2 separate regions of the Homo sapiens genome follow, and region 2 is linked to region 1. A link is an interaction called in ENCODE POLR2A ChIA-PET data of the cell type or tissue named here. Cell type or tissue: GM12878. All regions are shown on one strand. Links, peaks and the distances in the headings refer to the core of each region. The heading gives the core; the rest is flanking DNA. Region 1 overlaps LARP4B (La ribonucleoprotein 4B). Region 2 overlaps LARP4B (La ribonucleoprotein 4B).

What was found. Peaks named below come from ENCODE experiments on the same cell type or tissue, not always from the same donor. Only the 100,000 strongest peaks of a DNase experiment are listed, where the experiment ranks them.
Region 2: POLR2A ChIA-PET joins it to region 1 with 8 read pairs; 5 of 35 experiments call an interaction of 5 or more read pairs at or near these places.

What each region holds. Positions count from the first base shown.
Region 1 is chr10:846,873-859,671 of GRCh38, forward strand. The region is part of intron 5 of LARP4B (La ribonucleoprotein 4B); the gene reads right to left. Among named protein-coding and RNA genes, the nearest start is that of LARP4B, 78 kb to the right of the region's middle. In GM12878, for the core only: no CTCF peak of the experiment used is centred there; a DNase peak (open chromatin) is centred at 5,229; H3K4me3 peaks cover 691 bases; H3K27ac peaks cover 1,064 bases.
Region 2 is chr10:908,743-921,541 of GRCh38, forward strand. The region is part of intron 1 of LARP4B (La ribonucleoprotein 4B); the gene reads right to left. Among named protein-coding and RNA genes, the nearest start is that of LARP4B, 17 kb to the right of the region's middle. In GM12878, for the core only: no CTCF peak of the experiment used is centred there; no DNase peak of the experiment used is centred there.

The sequences.
Region 1 (12,799 bases), core at 3,931-6,430:
AGGGACACAGGCTCACAGCCAGCAAGGTGGGAAGACCACTAGGATACTGTGAAGTTAGGAGCCAAGAGAATCATCCACTATAACATGACACAGTAGAGCCAGGTAAGTTAAGAAGTTGAAACTAACTACTAGATCTGGCTGCACCAGGGTCATTAAAGAGCTCGACAAATGCTGCTTAGGACAACTGTCTACCTGGACTGGACTCAAGAGGGAATGGAAGCAAGGAGACCTGGACTGCACTCAAGAGGGAATGGAAGCAAGGAGATGGGACAGCAAGCAGACAGCTGAAGTGTTCTACAGTGGAAGATGGGCTGCCCGGGGTGGCTTCACCTAAGATGAGAGATAATACCACCTTAGAAAGATGGGGAGTGACCCAACCATGCAAGAAACACCCGGCACTGCAGACAGAGGACACTGAGGAGCAAAGACAATGACAAGTGAGACGGGCTCTCAGGGAGACTGGAGGTTGGGCACATGGTGTTGGTAAGACACAGGCCATCTGCCTCCAGGTAGATGGAGTCACAGGGGCTAGGTTAACTTTCCCTTTAAAACCACCAAGAAACCAAATAAGACAGATGAAATGACAGTTTTCCAGATGTGGGACATAGAGCAACAAAGGACATAGATTCCTATGTGACATGAAACTTTTTTCTTTTTTTTTTTTGAGACGGAGCCTTGCTCTGTCACCCAGACTGGAGTGCAGTAGCGCGATCTTGCAACCTTGGCTCACTGCAACCTCCACCTCCCGGGTTCAAGTGATTCTCCTACCTCAGCCTCCTGAGTAGCGGGGATTACAGGCGCACACCACCAGGCCCAGCTAATTTTTTTTGGTATTTTTAGTAGAGACAGGGTTTCACCATGTTGGTCAGGCTGGTCTCGAACTCCTGCCCTCGTGATCTGCCCACCTCAGCCTCCCAAAGTGCTGGGATTCCAGGCGTGAGCCACCGTGCCCAGCTTGACATGAGACATTAAAGTAACCCCCACAAGTCCAGCCCACTGCCCTGAGGGAAGTCCCAGGCTGTGCCCAGGGAGTGGGAAGTCAGGTGGGAACCCAGTGTATGGCTGTGTGGAAGAGAAAAAGAGAATGCAGGAGATAGGGAGGCTGATTGCATAGGCCAGACAGCAGGAGGAGCTCCAGAGAACCACAGGGCCCAGGACCCATCACGTTGTCAGCCAGGTTCTTTGCAAAGCACGGATGTGATGAAACTACCCAAGGCTCGTGGAAGAACCACCTGAGGGGATCAGAAGTATAACAATATATGTCATTCACGTGCAGAGCCTGAAATGGTTAACCCTCCCCACCAGAAACTCTTGTGATTCCCGGAGCCCTGCCTCGGTGATAGGAACAGGCCCCACACAGCACCGTCCCACTCACACCTAACATCTTAAAAACAAGATATGAAAGGATCACACTGTTTCCAAGAAACCTGGCTGCATCCCAGAACAAATATCAAATATTTAAAGAAATACAAAAATACTAAGCCCTGAATACAGTAAAACTCAATCTAACCAAAAATTACCATGCATGCAAAGAAAGAAGCAGGAAGATATGACCCATGACAATGAGAAGTATCAACCAACAGAAGCCAATCCAGAACTGACACAGATGTTAAAATTAACTGAAAAGGATGTTAAAAGTTATCATAACTGTATTCCATATGTTCACGAAGTCAGGTAAGGACATAAAAGTTATTAAAAAAAAAAAAGAAAAAACTTATAGAGATGAAAACTCCAATGTCTGATATTAAAAATACTTGATGAGATTAACAACAGGGTAAACATTACAGCAGACTCGGGAACCTGAAGACACAGTAACAGAAGCTTCCCAAAATCAAACAGAAAAATGAGAAGCACAACCAGCTGAGAGGATCAGCAAGCTGCGGACAACATCGAGCAGCTGAGCTCAAGTGTAACAGCAGACCCTGGTATAGTCAGCCCTCAACACAGAGAAAATCTACACACAGGAGTAGAGAGCACCAGAAACCGCCATGACATGGACAAACACGTATGCTGTTTTGCTTGTTACAGTTTCAATCTCTTTTAAAAATAACTGACTTTTAAATAAAAATAAAAACATATATTGTCAGTTTATAGCATAAGTAACTGCAAAAGGCATGATGACCAAAGCATCCGGGCCACGAGAGAAACGGCGGCAGACTGCCCTGATGCTGTGCTCTATGTGAAGCAGCACGCAGCCACCTCAAGGTAGACTGTGTTAGCCGGAGGAAGTGGAGCAAAACGCAAAGAAATCATTAAAACAGCGAAACAAAGAAGAAGGCTGCTCCAAAGGAAAACAGAAAAAAAGGGAAAGAGGAACGAAGAACACATGGGACAAAAAGAAACAGAACACGTCTAGCACTCAATCTTGGTTTCTGATATCACTGTCCAATGAAGGACCCAGCGCTCCTTGGAGAAATGGCTGATTCTAAGGCTGAAGCAAGGAGAAACAAAACAAAACAAAATAACCACAAAAAAACCCTATGTTGATGGGGCATGTCAAAGGGAGCCGACCAGAACTCCTGATGGCCAAAGCTAGAAGAACAATTTGAGCAACAAAATAAAGCAGTACTGGATTATAACCAAAAGTATAAAACAAACATTCTGGAATCCACACTGCTATAAAGAGTTGAATAAGTAAATAAATAAAGGAGAAGAGACAAATCTCCCATACATAAGAATTTTAAATAATTTACGAAGATTCGTGTCCTCATGGAGGGGGACCATAAATCCCCAACTCCTTAAGTGTGGGCTGTACGCAGCGACTTCCTTCCAAACAGTACAACATGGAAATGGGGAGGGAAAGGGTAACTTCATAGTGAGAAACCCAGTAAACAGCCAGGTGATCAAGATCAACACCAACAGTGGTAAGTCACGTTGACAATGTGCACCCTTGATATATGTGATAAAAGTGGTGTTTTACCTTCTCAAACCCATTACCACTATAGTATCATAATGAGGAAAACATCAAATTCTAATAGAAGAGAATGTTGTTACAAAATACTTGACTAGTACTCTTCAGAACTATTATATCAAAACTACCACAAACAAGGAAAGCCTGGGAAACTGTTACAGCCAAGAGGAGCCTAAGGAGACGTAACAATGAAATATAATGTGGTTCTCAGCTGAGATCCCGCAACAGAAAAAGGACGTTAGGTTACGATGTATCACTACTGGTTCAGTGATTGGGACAAATGTACCATATTAATGCAAGATGTCGGTAATAGGAAAAACTGGGTGCCAGGTATATGGGAATTCTGTGTGTTCAATCATCTCAATTTTTCTAAGTCTAAAACTATTCTAAAACAAATAGCAAGATGAGAGACCTAAACCTAACCAAAGCAATTACCACACTAAATGTTAACGTTCTAAATAGAAGACAAAAAAGCAAAACCCAAATGTTATGTTATCTACAACAAATGCACTTTATTAAATACACAAATAGCTTAAAGTAAAAAGGATATAAGATATACCATATTAAGGCTAGTCAAAAGAAACCTGGAGTGATTACATTAATGTGAGACAAAGTAAATTGAGAGCAAAGACTATTACTAAAGATAAAGAGAGGGGTCAATGAATCAAGAGGCCACAAAAAAGTCTTCAAAATACGTGAAGCAAAAACTGATAAAACTAAAAGGATAAACAGACAAATGCAAAAATTAACAGAACCTTTCTTTCAATAGTTGACAGAACAAGTAGACAGAAATCAGAAAGAGTACATTAATCTTGAACACTACCACTCAACTTGACCTCATTAACACTGACAAAATATTCCCCATAGCAACAGCAAAACACATATTCTTCTCAAGGACAAATGGAATATTTAACAAGACAGCCCATATTTGAAGCCATAAAATAAGACTTAATATATTTAAAGAAATTCAAGTCATACAAAGTATGTTCTTTGACCACAATGAAATTAAACTAGAAATTAATAAAAGAAAGATCCCTGGAAAACCCCCAAATATTTGTAAACTAAATCAAATATCTCTAAATTATCTATGAGTCAAAGAAAAAAAATCAAAAAAGAAATACAGTATTTGGAAGTAACTGAAAATGAAAACAATGCATCTAAATTTGAGAGATTCTGCTTAAGCACTACTTATGGGGAAAATAGTAAAACTAAATGACTATATCAGAAAATAAGAAAGGCCTCATATTAATGAGCTCTGCTTCCACCTTAGGACACAGAAGAAAGGGTAAATTAAACCCAAAGAAATCGTAAGAGAGTATATTACAAACATCAGAAGAAAGAATGAAATAGGAAAGAGTAAAACAAATGAGAAAAATCGATAAAATGAAAACACTAACTTTTTTTTTTTTTTTTTTTTTGAGATGGAGTTTCGCTCTGTCCCCCATGCTGGAGTGCAATGGTGCGATCCTGGCTCACTGCAACCTACGTTTCCTGGGTTCAAGCAGTTCTCCTGCCTCAGCCTCCCGAGGAGCTGGGACCACAGGCGCCCGCCACCACAGGCGGCTAATTTTTGTATTTTTAGTAGAGATGGCGTTTCACTATGTTGACCAGGCTGGTCTTGAACTCTTGACCTCACGTGATCTGCCCGCCTCGGCCTCTCAAAGTGCTGGGATTACAGGTGTGAACCACCATGCCCAACAGAAAACACCTTTTGATAAGGTCAATAAAACTAACAAACCTCTACCCAGACTGATTGGGATTATAAAGAAGACACAAATTACCAATAACAGAGATGAGTGATGTAACATGACTACAGATTTCACAGGTGATAACAGAGTATTATGAACAACTCTGTGCTGTAAATCCCACAACTCAGATGAAATAGACCAAATCTTTGTAACTATATAAACCAAAGCTCCCTCAAGAAGAAATAAATGAGTAGCACTATGAAAAAATAAACTGTAGTTGAAAGCTTTCCCACAAATAAAACTCCTGCCCAGGTGGGACGCAGTGGCTCATGCTTGTAATCTCAGCATCTAGAGAGGCTGAGGTGAGCGGATCGCTTGAGCTCAGGAGTTTGGAGACCAGCCTGGGTAACATGGTGAAACTCCATCTCTACAGAAAATACAAAAATAAGCCAGGCGTGGTGGTGTGCTACTGTAGTCCCAGCTACTTGGGAGGCTAAGGCGGGAGAATCGCCTGAGACCGGGAGGTTGGGACTGAGTGAGCCATGATGATGCTACTGCACTCAAGCCTGGGTGGCAGAGCAAGACTCTGTGAGCAACTAAACTAAGTAAGTTTAGTAAGTAAGAAAGGAAAGAAGAAAAAAGGAAAACTCCTGCCCACATGACTTGTTTCACTTCCTCATATGAGGGTGAAATAATACGTAACCTCTTCCAAAAACTTAAATAGAAAGAAAAACACTGAAATGAAAACTAGAAACCAAGATCCCAGGTGTAAAAATTCTAAGCAAAGTTTTGGTAAATGGAATCCAGTAGTATATCCAAAGTATACTGTATCATGATCTACAGAGGTTTAGACCACAAATGTTGGTATCACATTTGAAAAACAATTAATACAATTCATCCGAACACACTAAAAAACAACAAATATATGCCCATCTCCATAGATGACAAATTACAATATTCATTCCTCATAAAAATCTCTCAGCAAACCAGGAAAAGAAGAGTGCCTCATCAACATATAAAGGGCACAGACCTAAAACCACCACTAACGTTATACTTCATGGTGAAATACTGAGTGCCTCTTGTAAGACCAGAGACAACCCAAACGTTTGTTCATTCTTTCCACTTCTGTTCACCTTTGTACTGGAGGGCCTATCTAGTACAACGGGGCAGGATAAAGAAATAAAAGGCATCAAGATTGGAGAGAAAGTAAAACAGTCTTCATTCTAAAATAATCCAATCATCTATGTAGAAAATCCAATGTAATCTACAAAAAAGTGTCTAAAACTAATAAGTGAGCATAACAAAATTTCTGGGTTTGGACTCAATACATAAAAATGAATGCTTTGATATACTAGTAACAAACAACTGCAAATACAAATTTTAAAAATCACTTACAATAGCACCAAAAAATATAAAATACTTATAAACTGGATAAAAGATGTAAAAGACCAGTACACTGAAAACCAAAAAATACTTCTGAGAGAAATTAAAGATCTAAACAAGTAAGAGATACATCTTGTTCATGGATATTGTTCAGATGTCAATGTTCTCCAACTGATCTATAGATTCAGTGAACCCCCCAACAAAAATCTCAGCACTTTGTAGATATTAACAACCTCATTCTAATTTGCATGGAAATACACAGGAACTGGAATTTAAAAAGTAACTATGAAAAACAGAGTTGGAAGGCTATCACTACCTAATTTCAAGAATTATTAACAGTACAGGCATACCTCAGAGATATCATGGGTTCAGTTCCAGAGTGCTGCAATCAAGCAAATATTGCAATAAAGCAAGTCACACAAAGTTCTGTTTTCCCAGTGAATATAAAAATTATGAGTACACTAAACTGTTGTATATTTAATGTGAGATAGCAGTATGTCCTTAAAAAAAAAACTACAATACCTTCATTTAAACATACTCTATTGCTGGCTGGGCATGCTGGCTCAGGCCTGCAATCCCAGCACTTTGGGAGGCCGAGGCAAGTGGAACACCTGGGGTCAGGAGTTCAAGACCAGCCTGGCTAACATGGCAAAACCCTGTCTCTAATAAAAATACAAAAATTAGCTGGGCATGGTGGCACATGCCTGTAGTCCCAGCTACTTGGGAGGCTGAGGCACAAGAATCACTTGAACCCTGGAGGCAGAGGCTGCAATGAGCTGTGATCATGCCACTGCACTCCAGCCTAAGTGACGGAGTGAGATTATGTCTGGAAAAAAATAAATAAAAAGAATCTATTGTTGGAAAATGTTAACGATCATCTGAGCCTTCAGCAAATAATAATCTTTTTTGCTGGTCCTGCCTTGATGATGAGGGCTGACTGTTCAGGATGGTGGCTGCTGAAAACTTGGGTGGCTGCGGCAATTTCTTAAGACAACAGCGAAGTATATCACGTGGACGGACTCTTGCTTTCACCAAAGATTTCTCTGCAGCGTGTGATGCTGTTTGATATCATTTTGTCAACAGTGGGACTTCTTTCAAAATTAGTCAATCCTCTCAAACCCTGCTGCTGCTTTATCAGCTAGGTTTATGGAATATTCTAAATCCTTTGTTGTCATTTCAACAATATTCACAGCGTCTTCACCAGGAATACATTCTAACTCAAGAAACCATTTTCTTTGCTCATCCATAAGAAGCAAGTTTTACACATTCAAGTTGTACATGAGATTGCAGCAATTCAGTCATATTTTCAGGCTGTACTTCTGATTCCAGTTCTCTTCCTATTTCTACTACCTCTGCAGTGACTTTCTCCACTGGTCATGAACCCCTCAATGTCCTCCGTGAGGGCTGGAATCAACGCCTCTGGTTAATGTTGACATTTTGGCCTTCCCTCACGAATCACAAATGTTCTTAACAGCATCTAGAATGGTGAATCCTTTCCAGAATCCATCAGAGGAACCATGATCTATACAGCTAGAGCCTTATGAAATGTATTTTTTAAATAAGAAAATTTGAAAACACAATGACTCCTTGATCCATAGGCTACCGAATGGATGTTGTGTTAGCAGCCATGAAATCAACATTCATCTCCTTGTACACCTGTCAGAGCTCTTGGGTAACTAGGTACATTTTCAATGAGAAATTAAAATCTGAAAAATATCTTTGTTTTTTTTTTTCCTGAGCAGTAGGTCTAAACAGTAAGCTTAAAATATTCAGTAAACCATGATGTAAACAGATGTCCTGTCATCCAGGCTTTGTTGTTCCACTTAAAGAACACAGGGAGAGCAAATTTAGCATCATTCTTATGGGCCCTAGGATTTTCAGAATGGGAAATGAGCACTGGCTTCAAGTTAACGTCACCAGCTCCATTAGCCCCAACAAGAGAGTTGGTTTCTAATGTTGAAACCAGGATTAACTTCTTCTCTTTAGCTATGAAAGTCCTAGATAACATTTCCTTCTAATATAAGGCTATTTTGTCTCGATTGAAAATCTGTCATTTACTGTAGCCATCTTCATCAATTATCTTACCCAGATCTTCTGGATAACTTGCTGTTTCACCTTGCATTTTTATGTTATGGAGACTGCTTCTTTTCTTTAACTTCATGAAATAACCTCTGTGAGCTTCAAACTTTTCTTCTGCAGCTTCCTCACCTCTCAGCCTTCACAGAACTTAAGAGAGTTAAGGTCTTGCTCTGGATTAGACTTTGGCTTAAGGGAATAATTGTTGTGACTGGTTTTTCTATCCAGATCAAAGTTTCTCCATCTCAGCAAGAAGGCTGTTTTGCTTTCTTATCATTTCTGGGTTCACTGGAGGGGCACTTAATTTCCTTCAATAACTTTTCCTTTGCATTTACAGCTTGGTTAACTGTTTGGCTCCAGAGACCGAGTTTTCAGCCTATCTCAGCCTTTGACATTCCTTGCTTACTAAGCTTAATCACTTCTAGTTTTTGATTAAAAGTGAGATAAGTAAAACTCTTCCTTTCACTGGAACCCTCAGAAGAGGGAATGTAGGGCTATTAATTGGCCTAATTTCAATACTGTCATGTCTCAGGGAATAGGAAGGCCCAAGCAAAGAGAGAGAGAGACAAGGGAAGAGCCAGTTAGTGGAGCAGTCAGAACACACACGTCATTTATATATTAAGTTTGCCACCTTAAATGGTGTGGCTCCTGGCACCCCAAAACAATGGCAGTAGTACAAAACACCAAAGATCATCGATCACCACTAGCATTAATAATAATGAAAAGGCTTAAAATATTGTGAGAATTATGAAAATGTGACACAGAGACATGAAATGAATACATGCTATTGGAAAAATGGTGCCAATTACTTGCTTGATGCAGGGTTGCCACAAAACTTCAATTTATAAAGAAGGTGGTAGCTGCAAAGCACAATGAAGAGTAGCACAATGAAGCAAGCTCTGCTGACAATCCAAGCAGTGCACTACTGGAGTCAAAGCGGGCTAGCGCATCAATGAACAGAACAGACAGTCCAAAAATAAATCCAGACCTACGTGGACAAACGACTTCTGAGAAAGGTGCAAAGGCAACGCAGCAGAGAGAAGTCTTTCAACAAACAGTGCTGCAATAGCTGCAGATTCCTATGCACAAAATGAAAATAACTTTGATCCATATTTCATACCTTATACAAAAACTAACCTAAAATGGACCTAGAAATGTAAAATCTAAAGCAATTAAACTTATAGGAGGAATATAAACCAAAAGGAAGAGCCATAAAAGAAAAAAATGATAAACTTGATTACACAAGAAATTTTAAACTGCTTTTCAAAAATACTCTTGGGAGAACAAAGTACATTGCGTATCTGGACTTATATCCAAAACATATAAATAACTATCAAAAGTGAGTAATAAAACAACCCAATAAGAAAATGCACAAACAGGCACAACACCAAATAAGATATATGCATTACAAAAAAATGCTGCAACTTCAGGTTCTGCATGTGAGAAGCCTGCAAGTTATCACTCTGGTCTGACAAGTAAAAAATCTAAAAAGAACAATTAACAACTCTTCTTAGATCCTACGTAAAGTCACAAGGCAAACAACTGCTGCCAAATTGGACAGACAGACAGATAAATAGAGAAGCGATCACAACATATGGAGCAGAAACCTTTGCAGGAACCAAGGCGAGGACAGAAAACACTGTCCTGGAACTGATTAACTGCTGGAGGCTCAGGGTGGCCAAGTCTGAGAGTTAAAAACTGCAGGGAGTCTCAGTCATTGGCGGGTGAGGGGTTCCTGCACTTTTGTGACTTATACTTTCTGGAGCTCGATCAGGTCCTCACAGGGAATACTAGAGAAAAATCCCTTTGTGCTTCCGGCACGAGTAGGAGAAAAGTAACCGTTTTGAAAAATACCAGAGCACTCTGTTCTTCTTAACAAGGTCTGCCCTCAGGAAAGACAGTTTAACCACAGTCCAACTTGCTGGGGTTTAATCAGAGCAGAACATACCTAGAGGAAGGGAAACACCTAGCTCCTGCCTCCTCTGGTCATGCTGCCCCACCTAAGAGGGGAGGAAAGAAGAGAAGCTCCTGTGAGCTTCACAGTCCAGGGCCCGGGCTCACTACAGACTTGAGACTCCCAGGCCTCTTATGGAAGGCGTCCCCTGCCCACACCTCACCCCACAGCACTGAAGGCATAGTCACCACAGTGCCTTCCACCCAGCACGTCACAGCTGGCTCTCAAGAAAGTTACAAGGCATACACAAAGGCCAAAAACACAATGTCAAGAGCAGAGCAAGCATTAGAACCAGGCATGACAGAGATGTCAGAATTATGAGACAGGGAATTTAAAAGAACTAGGATAAGATGCTAAGGGCTCAAATGGATAAAGGAGACAGCAGGTAAGAACAGGTGGGCAATGCAAGCAGAGAGATGGAAATCCCAAGGAGGGGGAAAAAAACTGTGAGAGATGAAAACTACTGTAACAGAAATGCAGACTGCCTTTGATGGGCTATTAGGAGACTGGACATGGATGAGGATCTATCAACAGAAACCTCTGCTGGCACTCAGAAAACAATACCCCAAAATGAAGGCCTCAGAAACAAAAGTTTTTTGGGTCTTGTTTTATGTCCTTGAGAGCTTGAACTGTGACCAAGTGGGAGCACTCTTTGGTCTCCACCATTGGGGGAGGTACGATTTTCGGATCAGGTCGGGTGGCCGGTCTGAAGACAGGAACCCAAGACTTTTTGTTCTGCATACGTCAAGCGCTCGGGAGTTTGTCTTAATAAGAGGTCCCACGTGTAAGGGGCTTTTGTCATCTCAACTCCTGCTGCCTGGTTAGTCTGTGTCAACAAGAGTCTTTGCTGATTGAGCTCATTCCTGACAGTAAATGTTTTGTGGGAGGTATCTTTGGAATTGCTTCTTCTATGTCCTCTCCAGGATCTATCCTGGACTTTATACACCACTGAAAATTCTAAATGTCAATGGCCAAAAGATGGATCCTTTAAATTAGAATTGTAAATTTAAAAAAGGATTTTAGAAATCTCATCCTAAACAACTGATAAAAACATCAAGAGCAAAAAGGGTGCTTGGCATCACTAACCACTAGGAAATGCAAGCCAATTTCTAGAAAGACCCAACAATGCTATGGTTAGCCTTAAAAATTCTCTTTAAAATTAAAGAGCAAAAATCTGACCTGAAACAAAATTAAAAATTTTTTAAGCTTAAACTCCTACTTTGGATCCCCCTGTTGGTTAACAATGAGGGCTCCTCTATATTCTTGTAGGCCCACAGTTAAAATTCCAGGCTTTCCCTGCGGTGGCCTATTAGACACACAGCCCAATGCAACAGAAGAGAGGGCCGAGAAAGAAATCCTTGCATACATGGCCAATTGTTTTTTTTAACAGGCGTGCCACGATCGTTCTATAGAGAAAGGGCAGTCTTTTCAATAAATAGTGCAAGGACAACTGGATATCCACATGCAAAAACAAAGTTGGATCCATACTTTATACCATATACAAAAATTAACTCAAAATGATCAAAGATCTAAATGTAAGACCCGAAATGATAAAACTCAGACGAAAACACAGACAAAACCTTCATTATAATAAATTCAACAATGTTATCTTAGATATGACACCAAAGGCATAGGCAGCCCAACAAAAAATAAACAAACTGAACATTATGAACATTTTAAATTTTGTACATCAAAAGACACTTTGAATAAAATAAAAAGGCAACCCATATAATGGAAGAAAATAATTGTGATTGATGTATCTGATCAGGGATTAATACACAGAATATATTGAGAACTCCTAAAGACATTAACAAAAACCTGATTCAAAAATAGGCAAAGGATTTGAATAGACATTTATCCAAAGAAGACAAATGGCCAATAAGAACAAAAAGGGTGCTTGGCATCACTAACCATTAGGGAAATGCAAGCCAAAACTACAAAGATATACCCACTAGAATGACTACTATCAAAAAAATCAGAAAATAGGCTGGGCGCAGTGGCTCATGCCTGTAATCACAGCACTTTGGCAGGCCGAGGCAGACAGATCACCTGAGGTCAGGAGTTCGAACCCAGCCTGGACAACATGGTTGAACCCTGTCTCTACAAAAAATACAAAAGTTAGCTGGGTGTGGTGGCTCACGCCTGTAATCCCAGCACTTTGGGAGGCTGAGATGGGCAGAGGTCAGGAGTTTGAGACCAGACTGGCCAACATGGTGAAACCCCGTATCTACTAAAAATACAAAATTTAGCTGGGCGTGGTGGCTCACACCTGTAATCTAGGCTACTTGGGAGGCTGAGGCAGGAGAATTGCTTGAACCCGGGAGGTGGACGTTGTAGTGAGCTGAGATTGCTCCAGTGCACTCCAGCCTGGGCAACAGAATTATTCCATTTCAAAAAAAAAAAAAAATCAGAAAATAACAAGTATTGGCAAGGATTTAATAAAACTGGAACCCTTGTACACTGATGGTGGGAATGTAAAATACTATGGCCTGTATGGAAAACTGTATGGTGATTCCACCAAAAAAAGTTAAACATAAGAATTACCATATGATCCAGAAATTCTACTTCTGGAAGGCAGTTCAGCAGCTTTCTACAGAACTAAACATACTCTGACCTTATGATCCAGCAATCACACTCCTGGGTATTTACCCAAAGGAGTTAAAAACTTCCTTCCGTACAAAAACCTGCACATGAATGCTAACAGCATCTTTATTTGTAATTGCCAAAACCTGGAAACAACCAAGATGTCCTTCAGTAGGTGAATGACTAAGTAATTTGTAGTATGTC
Region 2 (12,799 bases), core at 5,116-7,615, 63 kb after region 1:
AAAAAATCCTTTCCAAAATATACTGAAAGCTATGAAACAGAATTCAGAAGTTCCAGGACTCCTCCAAGTTCATCTACAAACAAGAAAAGGAAACGTCAAGGAGTGCAGGCTGCAGCACGGGGGGGGCCTCCCTTGCCAGGTGGTGAGGGGCCGACCCACCTCTCCTCCTTTGGGGGACACCTGAAACAGATAGCACAATGCCTGGCACACAGCATGTGTTACACACCACAGCCAAACGGCAGGCGTGGGAGCTATGAAATTCCAAGTTGCGGCCAGGCGCGGTGGCTCATGCCTGTAATCCCAGCACTTTGGGAGGCTGAGGCGGGCAGATCACAAGGTCAGGAGATCAAGATCATCCTGGCTAACACGGTGAAACCCCGTCTCTACTAACAATACAAAAAATTAGCCGGGCATGGTGGTGGGCACTTGTAGTCCCAGCTACTCGGGAGGCTGAGGCAGGAGAATGGCGTGAACCCGGGAGGTGGAGCTTGCGGTGAGCCGAGATCGCGCCACTGCAATCCAGCCTGGGCGACAGAGCACGACTCCGTCTCAAAAAAAAAAAAAAAAAAAGGAAATTCCAAGTTGCTCAGAGAGTCAATGTCACTGACTCCAAGCACAGAATCCAACAACAATCTTCAAATATTAGGCATTACACCTGCAGACCAGAATTGTTTCCCAGAAACAATGCAAACTGTTTAATATTAAAATATAGTGAATGTCCCCTAAAATTGTTACTTACAAAAGTACTTTTTACAAAAGAGACCGGGCTCTGTGGCTCATGCCTGTAATCCTGGCACTTTGGGGGGCCAAGGCAGGTGGATCACCTGAGGGCACGAGTTTGAGACCAGCCTGGCCAACATGGTGAAACCTCGTCTCTACTAAAAGTACAAAAATTTGGCAGGCATGGTGGCAGGAGCCTGTAATCCCAGCTACTCGGGAGGCTGAGGCTGGAAAATCACTTCAACCTGGGAAGCGGAGGTTGCAGTGAGCTGAGATCGCGCCACTGCACTCCAGCCTGGGTAACAAGAATAAAACTCCATCTCTAAAAAAAAAAAGAATTTAAGTTCCAAGATTTTTTTTTTAATCTTACTTTGGTTTACTATTCCAAATGACAATTACCTAAGACATAGCAGTACCATCTCCATCCTATAAACAAATTGGATTACAATTACAGGCCAGTTATGGTTATATGCCTACTTCAATAGACAATGTGACTGAGAAAAGAAAAACAGCTTAGTGCAGTTGAGCTATGTGAGGTATGCAGGCCCAGAGAGCCGTGAGTGTGGGACTTCTGTCATGCCTCCCGCCCCAGATCCATGCTGAGCAGAATTGTTTAGTCATTTTGTTCCTGACTGGCTGCCTTACCCTTATCTTCATGTTCCTGAAATCTATGACAACGATGAACAATGTACAGCCAATCAATAGCTTATGTTATTTTGATGTACATTTTTTGTAAACAACTCAGGAACTGCCTTTTTTCCCTTTAAAAATCTACTTCCAACTTCTGCTAATGGGGTGTATACTCAGAGCAACCTGAATCCATACACCTGGGCTGCAATCCTCAGGCTTGGCCCAAATCAACTCTCTACTTATATTAATTTTGCCTCAGCTTCTTCCTTTTAGGCTGACATACGTGATGTAAGACAGCAGGATTCAGAATGTCTCCCCTCAATCACCTGGTTTTTCTGAGAGTGGCGCTGGGAACCAGTGTGACACTCTCCATCTTCAGAGGTCTCATGTGGTGTTTTGTGTGAGGTCTCCTGAAATTGGAACTCCCATTCTTTGGCTGAACATCTAGATTTTACTTGGACTGTTTTTCAAACTCCCTCTTTCCTTTAAGAGTGAGGGCTTTGCTGTCTTTGGACAAGAGACTGGGGTGAAGAGTTCCGCAGACAACTGCCTTCTTTCTGCCTCTGCCTCAGGGCCAGGATTTTGGGTCAAGGTTTTTCCACCTCTGCTCATGGCAGAGGTTTGGGATAAAGGACTGGCAGATACTGGTGGTTACGTTTTATAGAGCATGCTTTTAAGATTGCAGCTGTTTTCTATCATTTGAAAATCTGGGCTTAGCCTTTCATTTGTGACCAACTCCTGTTAGTTTCCTACTGAAAAGCACACAGCCCTTTTGCTCCTCCAGATGGGTGTGAGGGTCTGGTCCCCCGTACCCTGCTTGAGCACTCCCGTCCCCTGGCAGTTAGGGACAGTCCAAGTCACATCACACTTAGACCCTAAACACATTCCCAGCCATTTGTCACTTTTCAGAAGTTAGTAAATTATACAAAATTGGACTTTACAATCTGAGCAGTCTTTGTGGAAACATCAGCTGGATGTGTGTGCACTTAGGGGGCACTCTCTTACATTTAGAAAGTGGAGCCGCCTAACACAGGACAGTTGTGAGCAGCAGTAGCCAAAATGAGCATCCTTTAAGTGTCTAAAATAATTAATCTGTGTACCTAATTGGGGGAAAAGTTGGCTTTAGAACCAGAGAAACTAAATGGGAAACGTACTTTATGTTTGTGCTGAAATCTGATGATAAGATTTGAAAACATTCTTTTTCAGAGTTCTACGGTCAGAAGTATAAAAAGCTGATACTTTGGCTATTGTTTTTTTGGAAGGAAAAAAAAAGCCTTTCTGCTTTTTCCTCTTTTGGATCCTGTTTCTGGGAACTCTTTTCAGTCAACTGAAACTCACCTTAAAATGTGTTTGATCCCTGTTTGCTTCCTGTCTTGTTGGTATGATTTTTGTGGAGGAAAATACAAAACTTAATTTGCCTGTCAGAAAGCTTAAGATCTTCCTAAAATGGTTCCTCTGAGACTTGTTCTGTTTCCTTCCACACTTCTACTCCTTCTTTTTGCCATATTTGATACATGAAGAAATCTAGAGGACACTTCTAATGACTCTGAGACCCGCTTCGGAACACAGGAAGAGGCAACACTCACCCCCTTCTGGAAGGGTCTTCTGTTTTCAGTACGGAGTCTGAAGAGTTGTGAGTAGTTTCCTCTCAGGTCTAAAGCTCTGCTCCCTTTTGCATTGCGCTGTCCAATTTCGTGGTTTTCGGGGGCTTTCGGGATTACTTTACACTGTGAGAGAGACCCTGACTTTTGTGTGTGCAATGGCGGACAAGTCACTGGTGAAAGCTGCAGTTTGGGAAGTGGCTGACTGAATAGTTGTTACTGCAGGATGGCTACTGTTTCTTTACACATTTAGACAGATGCAGTTTGAACACTTGGAGGTTAGGAGAGTGCTCACCACCAAGTGATAAGATTCCCATATGGGATGGGCTGGTCACAGTGGGCTGACTGGGCCACTCACCAACCTTGAGGGAATGTCCTTGCAGTGAGAAGCACTGTGGAAGCTCTGCGTGGCAGGTGTTATGGCGTTTCCCTCCTTTGGGGGACCCAAGATTCAGTCTATTAATAAAAGTGGAATCCTTGATTTTTAAAGATGTAGATCAAGGGTGTCCAATCTTTGGCTTCCCTGGGCCACACTGATCTTGGGCCACACATAAAATACACTAACACTAATGACAGCTGATGAGATGCTTAAAAAAGAGAGAGAGAAAAGAAAAGAAAAAAAAATCGCAAAAAAAAAAAATCTTCATACTGTTTTAAGAACATTTACAAATTTGTGTTGGGCCGCATTCAAAGCCATCCCAGGCCGAGGGTAGGACAGGCTTGATCTAGATGCTCTGCCTTTCATCTGTGCCTGCTTTTCAAATTTAAGTATTAGGCCCTAGAAACTGCAAATGTTTTCTTTTTCCACTCATTAAAGTCAGTAATCTAACCAAGAAACATCTAGGTTGGAAGACCACCTATCTAACCAGACTGCTCTCCAATATATGACGTTCTATGGCCGAGCGCATTGGCTCACACCTGTAATCTCAGCACTTTGGGAGGCTGAGGCGGGCAGATCCCTTGAGCTCAAGAGGTCAAAACCAGCCTGGGCAACATGGAGAAACCTCGTCTTGACAAAAAAAAAAAAAAAAAATTCAAAAAAAAAAATTAGCGGGGCATGGTGGCGTGCGCCTGTGGTCCCAGCTACTCGGGAGGCATCACTTGAGCCTGGGAGGCAGAGGTTGCAGAGGTCACTGCACTCCAACCTGAATGGCAGTGAGACCCCATCAAAAACAAAAACACAAAATATGACTTTCTGACATTTAGCTAGCTATCCTGAACCTCTTTATAAAAGAAACTGACATCTGTAAGGGCATCTCCCTTCCTGCACTCAAGCCACTATAAACTTTTACAATGAAAAAAACATTGGCTTAAAGTTTACAGAGCAAACCTTCCCTTTGCTTGATGCTTTTCCTGGCAATTCCTGACTATCCCTTTTTGATTCAACAAATAATAGTGTTTAGATCTAAGTTCTCTGCCTTTGGGATGTAAGTTTTCACCTGAGAGTCATGTCTTTGGAAGTGAAAATTTAGGGTTGTCTAGCAATCTGAATTGTTTAGGGGAGTGGAACAGATAATTAAGAGACTGATAGTCTAAAGGAGGGGGGGAATTATTTTCACTAGCAAATGAAAAATCTTATAAAACTGTAAGATCTGCTTCTGTTAGTGCATCTGCATGTCTTTACTTTTATGTATCATATATATGTGATATTTCACTACCAAAATATATGAAACACCTCTAATTAACCAGCTTAAAGAAAACACAAGTGCTTAAATCAAATATTTCATCAGACAAATAGAAACTCAAATGTCTTTTAGTTCATGACTTGGGTAGATCTTTGGTAAATAAAGATTAGTTTGTTGGTTTAATGAAAGGAGCTATGTCTTCTCATCAGCAAATACTCATTCATTTAACTCTAGGGTTTCACAGGCTGTAGAAATGATTAACAAAGAAATAAATTGAGATGATGGCTAACTTTGTTTAATGAACTATTCAAGCATAATAACTGTTAAGAATGAATAAATTAGGGCCGGGTGCAGTGGCTCACGCCTGTAATCCCATCACTAGGAGTTCGAGACCAGCCAGGCCAATACAGTGAAACCCCCTCTCTACCAAAAATACAAAAATTAGCTGAGCATGGCAGCGCACGCCTGTAGTCCCAGCTACTTGGGACGCTGAGGTGGGAGTATCACTTAAACCCAGGAGGCTGACGTTGCAGTGAGTTGAGATCAAGCCACTGCACTCCAGCCTGGGTGACACAGTAAGGCTGGGTCTCAAAAAAAAATAAAAATAACGAAGAATAAATTAGATGAATGTAAATAAGATATTTATAAACAAACTTTTCATAGTTTCACAAACCCTTTTCAAAAATTTAATCTTAAAGCCATGTTATGTTAATTAACAGGTAATCATAAAATATCTATCTCATTTATAGGGTACAGAAAAGTTAAATATATTTAGGTTATAAACAAAATATATTTAGGTTATAAACAAAAATTGAGGAAATATTCAGAAATTGTTGTCATGTGGTATAAAACAGTTCAAAATTACTTCCTGGGTTTTTCACTGGAAATTCGAGTTACTAAGAGTTAAAATTGTAGTTAATATACGTAATTAAAACTATTAGGTATAAGAAACAATTTTATATACAGAGCATATTTTAAAAGATGTAAGGAAAGTTGAAAAGAGACTAATTGTTTTTCCCTTGTACACAGAGATCTTTGTATGGTCAAAATGATAAGGGGGAAAGGAAAGTAAGTTTTTCTCTTAAGGTAAAATGCCAATATAAAAAAGAAAGGTAGGTTGCAGTGAGCCGAGATCACGCCACTGCACTCCAGCCTGGGCTACAGAGGAAGACTCAGCCAAAAAAAAAAAAAAGTCGAGTGAGGCGTGGTGGCTCGCACCCGTAATCCCAGCACTTTGGGAGGCCAAGGTGGGTGGATCATGAGGTCAGGAGTTCAAGACCAACCTGACCAACATGGTGAAACCCCATCTCTACTAAAAACACAAAAATTAGCTGGGCATGGTGGCGCATGCCTGTAATCCCAGCCACTCGAGAGGCTGAGGCAAGAGAATTGCTTGAACCGAGACCCGGGAGGCGGACGTTGCAGTGAGCCGAGATCATGCCACTGCACTCCAGCCTGTGCTACAGAGGTAGACTCAGCGCCCCACCCGCCCCCACCGCCCACCCCCCAGCAAAGAAAAAAAAAAAAAAGAGGTATAGGTCAAAACCAAAGGCTTCAGCAAGTTGTAGACCATTTGTGGAAGATTAATCTTGTGAAAAAAAAATTGTGTGTAATCAAGCTTGCTAAATTAGAAGAGAATTATTTAGTTTTGCTAAAATTGAACATTAATATACAACGTACACAAATGCAGGGCCAGAGTCTGGGCCCCTGTGTCAGAACAGCAGACTTTTCTTGGAGCACTGGTCTGCTCTTTAAGAAAAAATTTTAAGTGGTTGTAAAAAGTTTATGGAAATTTTATCTTGCATGGTCCAAGCTGATTGAGATTTGATGGACAGTTTCATTAAAATAGCTTTATACTCAGGAGGCTGAGGTGGGAGGATCACTTGAGCCCAGGAGTTTGAGGCTGCAGCGAGCTATGATTACACCACTACACTCCACCCCAGGCAACAGAGCAGACCCTGTCTCCAGGGGAAAAAAAAATAAAAGGCTCTAGCACTGACAATATACTGATGCAAAGGTAAAATTTATTTTTCTCTTTTGAACAAGATGTTCATATAATATTAATGAGGATAACAAAAGACTTTTGCTCACCTTTTGAATAAGCTGGAAAAAAAAAGATTCTGTTGGTCTCATGTCGTCTTTTTAGGTCTTTTGATTGTTTAGAAAACTGAGTATCAAAAAAGAGAAAAAGTTTTTGTTTTTTTGGCCGGGTGCAGTGGCTCACACCTGTAATCCCAACACTTTGGGAGGCCAAGGTGGGTGGATCACGAGGTCAGGAGATCGAGACCATCCTGGCTAACACGGTGAAACCCCATCTCTACTAAAAATACAAACAATTAGCTGGATGTGGTGGTGGGCGCCTGTAGTCCCAGCTACTCAGGAGGCTGAGGCAAGAGAATAGCGACTCAGGAGGCTGAGGCAGGAGAATGGCGTGAACCCAGGAGGCGGAGGTTGCAGTGAGCCCAGATGGCGCCACTGCATTCCAGCCTGGGAGACAGAGCGAGACTCCGCCTCAAAAAAAAAAAAAAAAAAGGTTTTTGCTTTTTGAAATATTTCAATTATCTGGCTAAATGACTATTATTTTACAGCAACCTGTGATTCTGTTTTGAACAACATCCTTTTCAATATTTGACACATTTCCCAAAATCAACTTTCAAATTCTAAAATTAAGTCTTTTCCAAAAGGAACCCCCTGGAAGTCCGAGAGAGACCTATTAGGCTTAATTGGTATGTTAAAATTGTATGTGAAGCTTTGTCAAATAAGAAATGGTGTTTAACTTTGGGTTATATTTGTGTGCATGGTATTAATGTGTGTTCCAACGTTACATGAGATTTCTGAAATCCTGATATGTCTTGATATGTCAGACATAATTATGGTTATTATGTTAAATTGTTGTATGCCACAAAAATAACCAAATTTCCTTGTAAATTGTGTCTTTAACTGTAGCTACTCTAAGTCTTTTGGCATCCACAGACAATTATTGTTCTACTTTGACTCTTCTCAAAAAGTAGTTTACACTTGGCTACAGTCAAAAATTTGCTTTTTCTTCAAGGGAATTCATGGAAAATAATTTTTTTTTTAAGAGACAAGGTCTTGGCTGGGCGCGATGGCTCATGCCTGTAATCCCATCACTTTGGGAGGCCAAGGCAGGCAGATCACCTGAGGTCAGGAGTTCGAGACCAGCCTGACCAACACGGAGAAACCCCATCTCTACTAAAAATACAAAACTAGCCAGGCGTGGTGGCGCATGCCTGTAATCCCAGATACTTGGGAGGCCGTGGCAGGAGAATCACTTGAATCTGTGAGGTGGAGGTTGCAGTGAGCCGAGATCACGCCATTGCACTCCAGCCTGGGCAACAAGAGTGAAACTCCGTCTCAAAACAAACAAATAAATAAAGAGACAAGGTCTTGCTCTGTTGTGCAGATTAGAGTGCAGTGGCACTTTCTAACTCACTACAACCTCAAACTCCTGGACCTAAGTGATCCTCCCACCTCAGCCTCCCAAGTAGCTACAACTATAAGCACACACCACCACACCTGGCTAATTTTTCTATTTTTTGTCGAGATGGGGGTCTTGCTATGTTGGCCAGGCTGGTCTTGAACTCATGGCCTCAAGCGATCCTCCCTTCTTGGCCTCCTAAAGTGCTGAGATTATAGCTATGAGCCACTGCGCCAGGTGGTAAGTACTCTTGAATACAAGTTTCTGATAATTTTGAAGACCATTATCATTGGAGTAAGTAAAAACTTTCAGAACTCTAATAAACTGTTGTGTTCATGATGATTGCTAACTCTGTATATCAAGCAGAATAAAACTTAATTACATGGGACTGAAATTACAGATGACTGAAATGATTTTGACGACTTTTTGTTTGAAACATTGCTGATTCTTTTCATGTTTTGTTTTCCCAAGTCGAGGAAGCTTTTTTCTTTCAAGCTTTTTATAGCTTGTAGCAAATGGGTAAAACATAACTTTATGAGCAAGACTGAAACATTCACCTTACTCTCTACCTTATTTCTCCAAAATGTATAAACTATTCATGAGTACTCTTATTTTATGACAGTCTAATTATATGCGTTTTAAGTTCAATAAAAACCGGTTTATTGTAACAGGACACAATTAAGACACTGGTTATTCTACCGACACTCTTGACTGGAATGGCGTATTTTAAGATATGACCAGACTGGTTTAAAGAACAGAGGTTGACTATGTAGAGCCAATAAAAAGCCTGTTGGAAAGACTAGCCTGGTACCTTGTTTACATGGCTCCTTTACAAGGTTCCTGATGTGCAGCAAGTAAAACAATCTTACTTTCTGACAAGCCCAGGAACCTCAAGATATTTTGCGACCTCAAGAAGAGAGGAATTCACCCAATTCATGTAAGTATTACCAGCATAGTCCTTGGCTTGGCTTCCTAGCCTTGAGGCTTTATAGTTGAATCCAAAATTCCTTATGAAAGTTCCAGCAAAGACAACTTAAAGAACCTATATGGCCAATCATTATTCTTGTTGCATTTTATGCAAATAATCAGCCCAAGTATAATACTAAAACTTATTTTGCAAGTAAGCTGGTCCTCCTAAGATTTATATCTTCAGTAAAAATGGGGACTGGAGAGAGAAAAAATTATGCTTCATAAGAAAACTATAGTACCCATGTTATTAGATTCCAGCCTTAACCATTGTGTTTGAGTTTTTATTGTTTTCCTACAATTTGGATTGAATCTCCAATGTAATAGGATTTTTACTATGTATTTTATTGTTTTACCTCTAAGAAAACCAAAAGCATGAAATTCAAAGACTACAGAAGATTTAACAAGCAATGACAGTTACATAAATCAGTGACTTGACTGAGGGCTGAGAATGAGCCTTCCCAGCACCGTCATACATCATCCCATCATAAAAATCCACTTGTAACTGCCGCTGAGCAACTTGGTCTATGCTCCTGGGTTGCAATCATCATGCTTGGCCCAAATAAACTCTTCACTCAGCTTCTTCATTTTAGGTCAACACTAACATCACAAAAAGAGTTTCAGACAGGCCGGGGATGATGGCACATGCCTGTAATCCCAGTGCTTTTGAAGGCCAAGGCAGGAGGATTGCTTGAGCCCAGGAGTTTGAGACCAGCCTGTGCAACAAGATGAAAACCCATCTCTACAAAAAAATACAAAAATTAACCAGGTGTGGTGGCACGTGCCTGTAGTCCCAGCTACTCGGGAGGCTGAGGAGGGAGGACCGCTTGAGACTGGGAGGTCAAGACCACAATAAGCCAAGATCACGCCACTGCACTCCAGCCTGGCAACAGAGTGAGACCCTGTCTCAAAAAAAAAAAAAAAAAAAAAAAAGTTTCAGGCAAACTATAAGAATCAGCCATTGAAAATTCCTATCACTTCCAATGATTCTGAATTACTGTTCGGAAATGTAGATAACTTTACTCAATCTTGTAGCATAGGATATCTCTGGCTTCAAAGATAACCACAATGGGCCAGGTGCGGTGGCTCACGCCTGTAATCCCAGCACTTTGGGAGGCCGAGGTGGGTGGATCACGAGGTCAGGAGATCGCAACCATCCTGGCTAACACGGTGAAACCCCATCTCTAATAAAAAAAAATACAAAAAAATTAGCTGGGCGTGGTGGCGGGCGCCTGTAGTCCCAGCTACTAGGGAGGCTGAGGCAGGAGAATGGCGTGAACCCGAGAGGCGGAGTTTGCAGTGAGCGGAGATCAAGCCACTGCACTCCAGCCTGGGCAACTGAGTGAGACTCCGTCTCAAAAAAAAGATAACCACAATGAAAATTACTATTAATACTTTGTTTAACAGTAATTATTCAACTATTAAATATTTAAATAATTAAGTTATTAAACTATTAAGTACAGGGCCTGTATCTCTGATGCTGAACTATGATGTGTGACTTAAGCCCCCAAATACATCATGTTATTTGGATCCAAGGTGCTGCACAGAACGCTGACCCTCTCTAAGAGCTGGGTATTACTTGCAAAAGGCTTATAAGCATCGGTGCATGGGTCGTTCAGTGGTAGAATTCTCTCCTGCCACGCAAAAGGCTTATAAGCAAGAAGCTATAAAGTTCCCATTTTCTGTTCTTCCTGTATTGGATGATGTAAAGCAAACTGTCACCAAGACTCAGTTTCCCAAACAGTAAAACAAGTGTTCTGAAGAATAAATGGGGGGAAAAAAGGGAGGGGGCTTTCAATCCTCTGAATTACAAGTCCAATACATTGTTGAGGGTGGGAGTTGTTGCAATTTGCTGTAGTTTCTTAAGAGTGTAAGATAGTGTGAAAGATCCTGACACACACCACAGTTGCCTGAGGACAGTAAACCAAAGGCCAGGAGAGCTCACAGCAAGTCACATTATCTCTAGTGTGAGTTCCTCTACACAAAGGTGACGGGTATGAACACAGGTGTTGAAGTTGGATCCAAGACTGCACACAGACTCCTGTGTTAACAGCGTGGACGTTAAAATGAACAACTCTCCCTGAATGCTTTAGGAAGAAAACCATTTAATTTACATGAATTTCTCTTAGACTATTTCTCAAAGATGAACTGTAAGCTGCAGTCTGATTACACGATACAAACCGGAGGGTGTTAACCAGAACACCAATTAGCACCTCCCTATTTGGATTAAGGTTAATGGATTATCTAAAATGACAAAACACTTAATTTTCCTGGAGTAAATATATTTCAATCTTTTAAAAAGCACAGTCTAATAACTGCTTTAAAAATCTACCTCAAAAAGTTAAAACACTTATTTAAATTATCTAACATACATAAAATTAATGCTTTCACCAATTTCTTTTGATATACCACAGCGGAGGGTGCGCCTTAACAGCGACCACAGTAAACTCTGCAATTACAGTGCAACGGGATGCTGGACTTAAAGAGGAGGCTCGTTACAGTCCTAGCTCTGTCACCAACTAGCCAGCTGTATCTCTAATTAATTTTACCTCATGGGCTTCAGTTTCTGAGTCTTCAGAGATCTAAAATCCTAAGACTGCAACTGCAATATTACACTGTTTTTCTGACAATTATTTTCACAAACTAGTTACCAAATCTCAGTTGACAAAATAACGTAGAACAAAACTCACAGTCTTAGAATATAAACATCTTACTTCAAAAGTACTATTTAATTCACACCTAACATTTTATGAATTAAGAATTAATCAGGCCAGACACAGTGGCTCAGGCCTGTAATCCCAGCACTTTGGGAGGCCAAGGCAGGCAGATCACTTGAGGCCAGGAGTTGCAGACCAGCCTGGCCAATATGGAGAAACCCTGTCTCTACTAAAACTATAAAAATAAGCTGGGCATGGTGACGTGCCTGTAGTCCTGGCTACTCTGGAGGTTGAAGCACGAGAATCACTTGAACCCAGGAGGTGATGATTGCAGTGAGCCAAGATACAGCCACTGCACTTCAGCCTGGGGGACAAAGTGAGACTCTGTCTCAAAAAAAAGGAATTAAAAAGAATTAAAGGTTCCTTCAGTCTTTTAATTCCAGACTGATAACGATGGAACTGATAAAAAGAAAACACTCCATGCAACTGGGTTAAGGCTGATTAAATGTTATGTTCACTATTATTATTATTAAACATTTCGTAAATATATGCTTTACAATAAATTTACCTAACCACACTTCCCAACATCAAATTGAAAACTGGAAGTTAAGGGTCAGGCATGGTGGCTCACACCTGTAATCCCAGCACTTTGGGAGGCCAAGGCAGGCGGATCACCTGAGGTGGGGAGTTCGAGAGCAGCCTGACCAACATGGAGAAACCCTGTCTCTACTAAAAATACAAAACTAGCCAGGCGTGGTGGTGCATGCCTGTAATCCCAGCTACTCAGGAGGCTGGGGCAGGAGAATCGCTTGAACCCAGGAGGTGGAGGTTGCAGTGAGCCGAGATCGCACCATTGCACTCCAGCCTGGGCAACAAGAGTGAAACTCCATCTCAAAAAAAAAAAGAAAAAGAAAGAAAGAAAACTGGAAGTTAATGATCCAGCATTTATTTGCCTTGCTCATATAATTATCTAACACAATTTGTGGCCATATAACGATTTTGGGAAAACATCTAGTCTACAGTTATTTATGTTGAGCTGTAACTTCATGTGATTTCATGAAAAACCTATTCTCAATAACAGAATAAAACTACCACTTCTTTCTTTCCTGTAAGGTTGGCAGGGGGACGCGGGGAGGGGGAGGACTACCACAATGACCAACA